Regions from separate parts of the Homo sapiens genome. Here region 2 is linked to region 1. Evidence: chromatin contacts called from ENCODE Hi-C data. All regions are on one chromosome and are shown on one strand. The core of a region is the stretch at or near the end of the contact, and the rest is flanking DNA. Distances in the headings are between cores, read along the strand shown.

The links. Hi-C counts contacts between places; a loop is a spot of excess contacts on that map. Pooled maps may share reads with other maps.
Region 2: a map of naive thymus-derived CD4-positive, alpha-beta T cell shows a loop between it and region 1 (22-fold over the local background). The contact joins the promoter of CCP110 here to the promoter of GSPT1 in region 1. A Hi-C loop is called at or near these places in 1 of 168 maps with a recorded cell type or tissue (naive thymus-derived CD4-positive, alpha-beta T cell), 1 of 37 single-sample maps with no recorded cell type and 6 of 50 pooled maps.

Annotation. Positions count from the first base shown.
Region 1 is chr16:11,914,198-11,919,323 of GRCh38, reverse strand. GSPT1 (G1 to S phase transition 1) reads left to right here and starts at 3,368. Exons shown (of 15, transcript NM_002094.4): 1 at 3,368-3,955. The coding sequence starts at 3,604. RefSeq lists enhancers at 1,428-1,928, 3,229-3,378, 2,987-3,924 and silencers at 2,979-3,038, 3,749-3,818, 3,909-4,148, 4,189-4,238.
Region 2 is chr16:19,519,567-19,525,191 of GRCh38, reverse strand. CCP110 (centriolar coiled-coil protein 110) reads right to left here and starts at 1,250. Exons shown (of 14, transcript NM_001323572.2): 1 at 1,104-1,250. It overlaps GDE1 (glycerophosphodiester phosphodiesterase 1), which reads left to right and starts at 3,094. Exons shown (of 6, transcript NM_016641.4): 1 at 3,094-3,488. The coding sequence starts at 3,228. RefSeq lists a silencer at 3,133-3,302 and enhancers at 3,413-3,582, 2,893-3,627, 3,753-3,812.

The sequences.
Region 1 (5,126 bases), core at 2,119-4,618:
CTGGCCAACATGGTGAAACCCCGTCTCTGTTAAAAATACAAAAATTAGCTGGGCGTGGTGGTGCACACCTGTAATCCCAGCTACTCAGGAGGCTGAGGTGGGAGAATCGCTTGAACCTGGGAGGTGGAAGTTGCAGTGAGCTGAGATCATACCACTGCACTCTAGCCTGGGCGACAGAGCGAGACTCTGTCTCAAGAGTCTCAAGTTATTTAAAAAATAAATAAATAAATAAAATTATTAGCCCTATGTGTCAGCAGTCTTAAATGAGTATCAAAGGACAGTATCATCCCAGCTAAATTGATTAAGCACCTTTTATACACCGGGCATTACACTAGGCAGTGGAAATGTAAAGAAGATTAAGGTAAGACCCTGCCCTCAAGTCGCACAACTTACACACAACTTAGCACAACTAACAAGAAAGACTTTTCCCTTTTCCGCTGGAGCTCTGTTTGGCAGGTCAAAGCTTTGGAAAACCAATGGAGTGGATTTTTTCCTGAATATCCATAATTATCCTATTCAGAGACAAGGAAATTAATGACATCAACTGCTTTTCTAAGCAGCAGTCTGAGCAGTTTCTGCCTTTGTCCCTAGAAAAAGTACCAGGCAGAAGGAAACTCTGCTAATTCAATTAGATGTGAAGAACTAACCTATGAGAAAGTGATCATTCAGTGCTGTAGGAGTGCTACATGGAGGAGAGTAGTATTCAAAGACAAAATGCTTAGAGAAGGATGTGTAGTTCATTATTTGAGTCAGCTGATTGTGTTGACATTTTCTTAGGGGTGGGTGGGTGGGGAGTGAAAATCTGGAAAGAGAAGGCATTTCATTTAGAACACATTGTATTTTTTCTTGTGAATATAAGATGAAAATCTTTTATTCAATAGCAATACAGGTCTCGCATAAATGAAGTTCTAATTTTCATAACAGTTGTTAAGTTCTCTGTAAATCTGACAGTCACTTAATACCAACTTTAAAATGGACATTGTTAAGTATGATTCAGTGAGGTCTTCAGGTATAATAATAGGCTATAACCAAAACTTCCTATTAAGCAGAGGCAAACTCTGCCGGGTGTGGTGGCTCACACCGATAAGCCCAGCACTTTGGGAAGCTGAGGCAGGTGGATCGCTTTTTTTGTTTGTTTTTTGAGACAGAGTCTCGCTTTGTCGCTCAAGCTGGAGTGCAGTGGCGCGATCTCGGCTCACTGCAGGCTCCGCCTCCTGGTTTCACGCCATTCTCCTGCCTCAGCCTCCTGAGTAGCTGGCAATACAGACGCCCGCACACCACGCCCGGCTAATTTTTTGTATTTTCAGTAGAGACAGGGTTTCACCGTGTTAGCCAGGATGGTCTCAATCTCCTGATCTCGTGATCCGCCCACCTTGGCCTCCCAAAGTGCTGGGATTACAGGCGTGAGCCACCGCGCCCGGCCTAACTTGTATTTTTAGTAGAGACGGGGGTTCCACCACGTTGGCCAGGCTGGTCTCGAACTCCTGACCTCACGTGATCCATCTGCCTCGGCCTCCCAAATTGCTGAGATTACAGGTGTGAGCCACTGCGCCTGGCCGGTATGTGTTTTTTTAATCCCTAAAGCTTGGTAGTTTAATATTAAATTCAAATTACTGTAGCCTAGGACTCTTTTGAAAAATACTTGACAGCTTCGTTTTTGACCTATCTCATTAGGCTGAGTTCTCTTTTATCTTTACAATACAGATGTTTAAAATTAAAATACAGATCGGCCGGGCGCGGTGGCTCACGCCTGTAATCCCAGCACTTTGGGAGGCCGAGACGAGCGGATCACGAGGTCAGGAGATCCAGACCATCCTGTCTAACACGGTGTAAACCTCGTCTCTAATAACAATACAAAAAAAATTAGCCGGGCGTGATGGCGGGCGCCTCTAGTCCCAGCTACTCCGGAGACTGAGGCAGGAGAATGTTGTGAACCCGGGAGGCGGGCTTGCAGCGAGCCGACATCGCGCCACTGCACTCCAGCCTGGGCTACAGAGCAAGACTCCGTCTCAAAAAAAAGAAAAAAGAAAATTAAAATACAGATCTAGATCTGGATTTTGTTAGGTTTTTTTTTTTTTTAACAACCTAAGGTTGTTCAGAAACATCTATTCTATGTATGTGCTTCTTTAGTCTGTAATTTCTAGGCAGATTAGTTGCACCCTGTCTAGACTCCTTTCAGAAAAATACTAACAATATGTTTTTCTCTGTCTTGGGCTCCACATGGGTGAATTACAGGAAAGCTTAACAGGTACTCAGAGCAACATTTTTTCCTACTTCATGAAGGGCCTAAATGCGAACTCTTAAGTATTTCTCGTTTGCTTTTGTTCTTTTCCCAGGTTTACCTAATCTGTAAGTGTAAGATGCAGTCGATGAAAAGTACTATGGGAATTCTTGAGCAAATCAGACCATTCAAAAGGAAACCACTTCACGTAATGGTGCATAAGGAAGCTAGACTCACCAAAATAACCCTGTTAGGTAAGCCGGATACACCATGGAATACGGCAATCCTCTGTTTAATTTGCAAACCCTTTGGCGGGGAGGAGGAAAGGATGGAAAAATTTGGGTGAAGGCTTTATATGACTAGTCAAACAAACGGTGAGTCATTGAAATTTTCCAGTTAACAATCCCTTCTGCCTGGGCAGAGCCTGGGCCCCAGCGCTTTATGAGCCACACTGCAGTTTTAAGCCGGAATATCTCACGGTTTTATTGTTTCTTCCACGAAATGATTACATAAAATGAAATCAGCTTTGCAATCTGCACCGGCTTTGAAATGAAGGGCAAAATCTGGCTGGGGGTGAGGAGAAAGAAGGTGGAGAGAGAATAAGGTACGGAGACTGTGAGGCAGAGAACGCAGGAAAGGTGGTGAAAAGAGAGTACAAGAATTTTCGGGAGCTGAGTGTATTTTTCTTCCCCATGTTATAGATGCTGTCCGTTTTCCCCCAGCCTGTGTCCAGCAGGCCAGAGTGGACCCCTCCTATGGGCTAAAATACTCTCGGTCTTCGGCCCAGCACAGAGCTGCACCAACCAGGGCCTGCCGCTGCCCCCCCACCAGGTGACAGGTGGGGCCGCCGAGCGGCCACCAGACCTCCGCCTCCTCGCGTTGCCTGCCGGGAGCCGGAGCCGCTTCCGGTTGCGCCCTGTCCCTGAACTTCGACTCCCGTCGGCCCCCGGGAAAACCGCAGCGGGGTAGCGCGGGCGCTGCCGGAACTTGTAGTTCCACCTCCCGCCGCGCTAAATAGCCGGAAACGGGGGCGGCCAGAACAGAGAACTACCGAGGCGAAGGTACGGGTGGCGGCGAGGGGTCAATCCGCGCCGGGGGTGGGGTTGGCTGTGAGGCCGTCGGAGGTGGTTGGGTGGGAGGAGATCCGCTCACACACACGAGGAGGAGGGTTGAGCTGCCGCCGCCGCCGCCTCTGTCGTCGTCGCGAGTGTGGAGTCGGGACTGGAGCTGCTGCCGCGGCGACGCCGGGGATCTTTGTCGCTAGCTCCCGGCCCTTCTGCCCCGCCGCCTTCCCTCAGTCAGCGTTGCCCACTCCTCTCCGGCCGGGCGCCCCTGCCTCCATTTCCCGCTCTCTGTCCACCACACACACGGCCCCCCCGATCATGGATCCGGGCAGTGGCGGCGGCGGCGGCGGCGGCGGCGGCGGCGGGAGCAGCAGCGGCAGCAGCAGCAGCGACTCGGCGCCTGACTGCTGGGACCAGGCGGACATGGAAGCCCCCGGGCCGGGCCCTTGCGGCGGCGGCGGCTCCCTGGCGGCGGCGGCCGAGGCCCAGCGGGAGAACCTCAGCGCGGCCTTCAGCCGGCAACTCAACGTCAACGCCAAGCCCTTCGTGCCCAACGTCCACGCCGCCGAGTTCGTGCCGTCCTTCCTGCGGGGCCCGGCAGCGCCGCCACCCCCAGTTGGCGGCGCCGCCAATAACCACGGAGCCGGCAGCGGCGCGGGAGGCCGTGCGGGTAAAGGCCCGGGACGCGGGAGGAAGTCCGGCCGGGCGCCGGAGCCCACATGGCGTAGGGGTGCGGTCCGGGGGCGCGCGGCCCTGGGGCCCGGTCGGCACGTGGGGCGCTGACAGTGGCGCCGTCTGCCTGGGTGGGGCGCCCCGAGCCCGGGAGCCGGCCTTCGCGGGGCGGCCCGCGGCGGTGGCCGGGCGGGGAGCGGACAGCGGGCAGCGCGCCCAAAGACCCGGACCCGAGTGCCGCCCCTCCGCGCCCCTGCCCTGCTCTGGAGTCCGCAGTTACCCACTTGAGATGGGAACCGTATGGAACGGAGTGGGGGCCGCGGCGGATCCCTGCCACGAGGCGCAGAATGAGGACAGATGGAGCCAGGAGTCATTTGGGTGGGCGTTTAGAGATCCCAGGAGTTGGGGAGGACGAATGGCCGAGTTTTCCTTTCACCTTAGGCCCAGCCGAGAGAGCGTCTTCTGCTGCGTTTTCTACTATTGAAACTGTAATTACGGTTTAAACTGTCCGTGGCCCCCAACCGTCCTGAAGGAATCCCAAGATGCATTGCAGCCTTGTGATCGGGCAGAAACTTGGCTATCAATACCAAGATCTGTTTTACCCTTAGCATTGTGTACGCTTCTAAAGTTTACAAAGTGCCACAAAGTTAGGATTCCTCACTTAATGTGTGATAGGAGACTATATTGATTTGTGTCTTTTTAAAGTGAAGCTTACACTTTTATCCTTTGTCAGCGACACGTTTAGAGAATTTTCATTGCTGTAAAATCGTTGACCTTATTCAGATTGCTTGGAATAACTCACTGTGTTCGTGCATCAGTAGTTCAGTCTATTTCTTCAGACACTTGAGCATTTGTTATAATTTAATAGTTCTCACGTGTCTTTCTGACCGTAGCTAGTAGACATACATTTTCTAATCCATAAAATTTCGAGTTAACTTTGGTTTTTAAACATCTTCCCGTACTTAGGGGTTGCTTAAGTCGTAGGTAGCATGCTTGCAGGTGCTGACGTTGTAGGAATATCCGGTGAGTGAACTTATGTATTCTCATAATGGTGCTTATTTTGTGGTAGGTAGCTTGCTTTCAGGTACTGATTTTGTGGGAATGTCAAATGAGTGAACTTAAGTATTCTCTTCCTAATGGTGCTTATTTTAGGAACTATCAGTGTTTCC
Region 2 (5,625 bases), core at 1-2,500, 7.6 Mb before region 1:
GGTAAAAGTAACACAGAACAGATCCTGCTTTTTTTTTGCAGAACCTAGTGTTTCTTTGCCCATCAGTTCCGCCAAAGACGCAAACTTCTTGTAAAAGCGGTAAAGGGGAAGATTTCTTATTCAGATGCGTACTAGCTGCAAGTTCTTGGCAAGCCAGTTACCATCCCCACACCTGTTTCGTCCTCTGTAAAAGAGGGATGATCACGGTATCCGTCTCAAAGGAATGTTGTAAGAATTCAATGAGCTAATGCATGTAGGGCAATTAACGTAGTGCAGAACACGCAGAAAGCAACAAATAATGGGGACTGCTTTTCTTATTAAGAGGATAATGATGATGACGATTTTTAGCAGTAGAGTATGAATTCCTGGAGGGCAGCGACAGTGCTTGGTTCCCCGTAGGTTTCAAATGAAACTGAAAAATATAGAAAAGGGGACAACGGCTTCCTCATTTCCCTGTCCCTAGACCTCTCCCCGTCAAATCAATCTCGAGATGGCTGCCATTTGCCTAAACTGGGGGTAGGGAGCTTGGATCGTAACCAGAATAGAATCAAAGGGTGGGAACCATCTAGCAGCTCCAGGGGCAATCGATTACTTTATTATCCTCAAGTTTATGCCCCAGAGTGGCAAAGGCGAAGTAAGCAGCGCTCCTAGGGCCTTGGTTGTGGAAACAGGGGCTCATAAATGGCCAATGCACACCCCGGGGAAGCCTCCCTCTCCAGCACCGTGGGAGGGAGAAGAAAAACGGCCCAAACAATTTGATCACCACGATGGGGTTCTCCGGCTCTGGCCCGAGTTTTATTCACCAGGGACGGCCCCCTGCCCTCTCCCCAGCGCCCCATGCCCACCTCCTCCAGCTCCTCCGATTTAAGACTCCAAACCGAGGGCCCTCCAGGCGGGGCCAGCATCGGAGCATCACCTCAGCGCCCGGTGCTGGCTGCCCCCGGGGTCCCGCCTCCCAACAGCCGGCGCCTTTCCAGGGGGCTCGAGGCCCGGGAGCCCAGCACAGAGCCCGCCCTCAGCTTCTCAGGGCGCCAATTTCGCCTCGCCAGACCACCTCTCAGCCCGGACCCGTCAAGGCTCAAGCCCCCTCCTCATGCACACACCTGATCCCCCACGGCCCCTTCAGCTCCTCTCCCCTCGCCACGGGCCTTGTCAGGAAGCGAATGGCTCAAATGGTACTGACAGAGCGCAGCTCGGTCCGCCGCCGCCTTCTCCTCCTCCTCCCCGCCATATTACGGATCTCAGGCTGCAACGCGGGCTCCTGGCAACCGCCGCCGCTGCCACCCCGACTCCACCTCTCAGGGCCGGCACTTCCGGTGGTTGATTCCCGGGCTGTTAAAACCGTTGGGCCACCAGAACACTACCATCCCCGAGGTGCATTGCGCGCCCGCGATGGAGGACGTAATGCTTACGGCCAGCACGCTGCACGCCGGGAAACGTAGTCTTCCTTGCAAGCTAGAGACTAGAATTTATTAATAAATTTACTTATTTAGTAGAATAGGAACACCCCTCAGGGTCTGAAGCCCCCTGAAGTGTTCCTTGAAGTTGCCATTTTTTTCTTATCTGTATAAAGATAACCCCTTTCTATGCAGCCGTTAGAAAACATGTAACATTCACCAAAATATTTTCTTGTAGGTAAAAACTTGCTGAACCCACCGGGCGTGATGGCTTACGCCTATAATTCCAACATTTTGGAAGCCGAGGCGGAAGGATCGCTTGAGCCCAGGAGTTCGAGATCAGCCTGGGCAACAAAGGGAGACGGCATCTCTACAAAAATTTTAAACGTTAGCCGGGTGGGGTGGCGCGAGCCTGTGATCCCAGCTACTCGGGAGGCTGAGGTCGGAAGATCGCTTGAGCCCAGGAGGTCGACGTTGCAGTGAGCCATGATTGCACCACTGCATTCCAACCTGGGCGATAGAGTGAGACTGTCTGAAAGAAAAAAAAAAAAAGGCTGAATCCTAGATGCCAACTGGAAGGCTTAAGACATCTATCCCCTTTTGCAAATCAGTGGGAAAATGCACTAAAGGAAAAAAAGGTAACAGAAAAATCCCTGAATATTTTTGCAAAGTTCTCTACATAAAAATGTTACCAGCCCTCCAAAATATGTCCAGGGGCCCCTTTTCACTCCCTAACTCGGCTTCATGGTCTATCTCTCTTACCCTCCTTCCAGTGCCTGTTTTTGCATATGTAAAATGGGGGTTTTAAAAGTGCCTATCACAAGGGTGGTTGTGAGGCACAGTTGAGGTAACTCCTGTACAGTGCCTGGTACAAAAGCCCTTAGCAGAAGTAAGATTAGGGGGAGGAGGAGTGAAAATGTCACAAATCACTGGGGAGGCCTTTATGTCAGTCCCCACCCTGCCATTAACTGCTTAATTCACCTATCCTCAGTTTCCGCATCTATGAAATAAGGGAATCCTTAAAACCCCTTCCAGTTTTATAATCCGATTGTGCCTTCTTTGCTAGGCTCTTCCAGTCCCCCAGAATCTGGAAAATAAAGTCGATTGAAATCAGTCTCCTGATAGTAACTGTTAGGCTGTATTGAGAATGAGATAAGCATATAAAGTGTTTGCTCGTCAAGTACCTGGGACATGGTAAGTGCTCTGTAAACGTTAGGTGTACTTGCTAACTTTTATTTCCTCCCACAAGAATGTGAATCCCATAAGAGCAAAAACCCTGTAGGTCCTGTTCAACTGTGTCCGGAGCACCTGGACCGGTATTTGGCACATCTTGAATTGAACTGAACTGAACTGAATTGAATTGAATTGAATTGATAGTCTAAGCATCCTGCCTCTCCAGGTTCCCTGGAATTCAGTTTCCTCAAGGGCAGATAAAGGAGTCACTAAAATCCCTTCCAGTCCTACAGCTTTAGGATGGTTCTTATCCCTCCTTTTCTCGCCTAGGAGTCTGAACGCCCAGGTTGAAGTTCAGACCTCGGAAAACCCTAACCCACCTTAGATTTGGAACGTGAGCCTGGGGCCTGGGGCCTGGGCCCTCCCCCGTTGCCATGGAGCGGCTCCGCCCACTGGCGCTGCGAATCCCGATCCCTGATTGGCTGGGCGGCCGACTCCCTCTCTGGATGTGTCTGCTGCCGCCATTGTGCGGCGCTGGTCCCCTCAGAGGGTTCCTGCTGCTGCCGGTGCCTTGGACCCTCCCCCTCGCTTCTCGTTCTACTGCCCCAGGAGCCCGGCGGGTCCGGGACTCCCGTCCGTGCCGGTGCGGGCGCCGGCATGTGGCTGTGGGAGGACCAGGGCGGCCTCCTGGGCCCTTTCTCCTTCCTGCTGCTAGTGCTGCTGCTGGTGACGCGGAGCCCGGTCAATGCCTGCCTCCTCACCGGCAGCCTCTTCGTTCTACTGCGCGTCTTCAGCTTTGAGCCGGTGCCCTCTTGCAGGGCCCTGCAGGTGCTCAAGCCCCGGGACCGCATTTCTGCCATCGCCCACCGTGGCGGCAGCCACGACGCGCCCGAGAACACGCTGGCGGCCATTCGGCAGGTGAGACCCCCACGTTCGCGCCCCTCGGTCCTCCCGAGAGCTCGGACTTCTACTTTTCCTTCCCAGGGTTCCCCGATCTTCTCAGGACGGCCTTCCCACTTCCTCATTCGTCCACAAGGCACACTCCCGGCCCTTGATCGCTCCCAGTGTCTAGGGATCTCCGGACTTGAGGTTTTATATTTACAGAAGACAGCAGATATGTATATAGTTTCTGTGCGCCTGACGCTAAGGTTACATACAGCCAGGAACAAGGTCAAAAGTGTCCCTGGTTTACAGAGTGTACATCGGAATGGGGGAGGCAAGCCTTAAACAAGTAAACACATAAATGAGATAACTTTAAGAGAGTGAAAGGTGCAATGAAGAAATCGGGGGAACTCGAAGGAAAGAGTTACGCTATTTTATTTAGATGGAATAGTCAAGAGAAATCGTCTCCGAAGAAGCAACATTTGAACAGAAACCGGAATTATAAGGAGCCAGGCAGGTGCAGAAGGTCCTGAGATGGGAATAATATAGGGGTGTTCAGGTAACAGAAGAGGCAGTGTGTGGCCTGACTTCAAGGAAGAGAACAAAGACTGGTGTGTGAATGAAGTAGAAAATGGGTCAGGTCAAATAGGTTCTTGGTCAGTAATTGAGGTTAGTCTAAATAGATCACCCTTCACAAGACATACGTTTGCTTGTCTTGTAAATCACTTGAGTCATTTCCTTATCACCTTTTCCCCAGACACACACATTCGCACTCGCACAACCCTGGCAGCTGGACTCACATCAGTTTCTGCCCCCTCCTTTTCACAAGGCACTCCTGAAACTTTTGATACCTCCCAGCTCTTGGCATTCTCCTAGCTTCATAATAATGACAGCTTACAGAGAGGGCTTTTCAGTGGATTAGGCACTTTTGCATCTGTGTAAATATATCTGATTCTCTTCTTTTTTATTTTTCTCTCTCTTCTTCCTTCCTTCTTCTTCTTTTTTTTTTTTTTACTTTACAGAGTCTCACTCTTTTACCCAGGCTGGAGGGCAGTGGTGCAATCTCCACGCACTGCAACCCCTGCCTCCCGTGTTCAAGCGATTCTCGTGCCTCAGCCTCCGGAGTAGCTGGGATTACAGGCGTGTGCCACCACGCCCAGCTAATTTTTGTATTTTTAGTAGAGATGGGGTTCTGCTATGTTGGCCAGACTGGTCTCAAACTCCTGGCCTCAAAGTGATCCACCCGCCTCGGCCTCCCAAGGTACTAGGATTACAGGCATGAGCCATCATGCCTGGCCTCCCTCATTTCCTTTTTTTTTCTTTTTTTTTTTCTTTTTTTTTAAACGAAGTCTCACTGTCTCCCAGGCTACAGTGCATCGGCGCAACCCCAGCTCACTGCAACCTCTGTATCCCAGGTTCAAGTGATTCTACTGCCTCAACCTCCCGAGTAGCTGCGATTACAGGCATGAGCCACCGTGCCCGGCCAAGATTTATACTTTTAAAGCTGCACTCTGGCCCATGTGGAGAATGTACTGTGGGTGTAATTTCATTCCTTTGCCACTGTTTATAGTAGTGTATCTGTTTTTGGAATACACTCAACTCACATTTATCAAGTTTTTCCTTCTATATCTCATTTATAATCTACCAGAAATTCTAGCACTGTCAGAAATGTATATATGTATGTATACATTCGACTTTACCAATAATTTTATTTATTTATTTATTTTTGAGACAGGGTCTCTCTCTGTCACCCAGGTTTGAGTGCAGTGGGGCGATCTCAACTCACTGCAACTTCCACCTCCCAGGTTGAAGCGATTCTTGTGCCTCAGGCTCCCAAGTAGCTAAGATTACAGATGTACTCCTCCACTCCCAGCTAATTTTTGTTTTTTGTTTTTAGTAGAGATGGTGTTTTGCCATGTTGGCAAGGCTGGTCTCAAACTCCTGACCTCAAGTGATCCACCTGCCTCAGTGGATTACAGAGTGCTGGGATTACAGGCAAAGTGCTGGGATCACAGGCATGAGCCACTGCCTGGCCAGCTTTACCAGTACTTCTATGTTATTCCAGTAATTGAGATAAAAAGATGAATCCCTGGTTCTAATTCACATATTAGTATATATAGGAGATATTGCAAGTTCAGTTCCAGACCTGAGTAAATAGTCAATAAAGCAAATA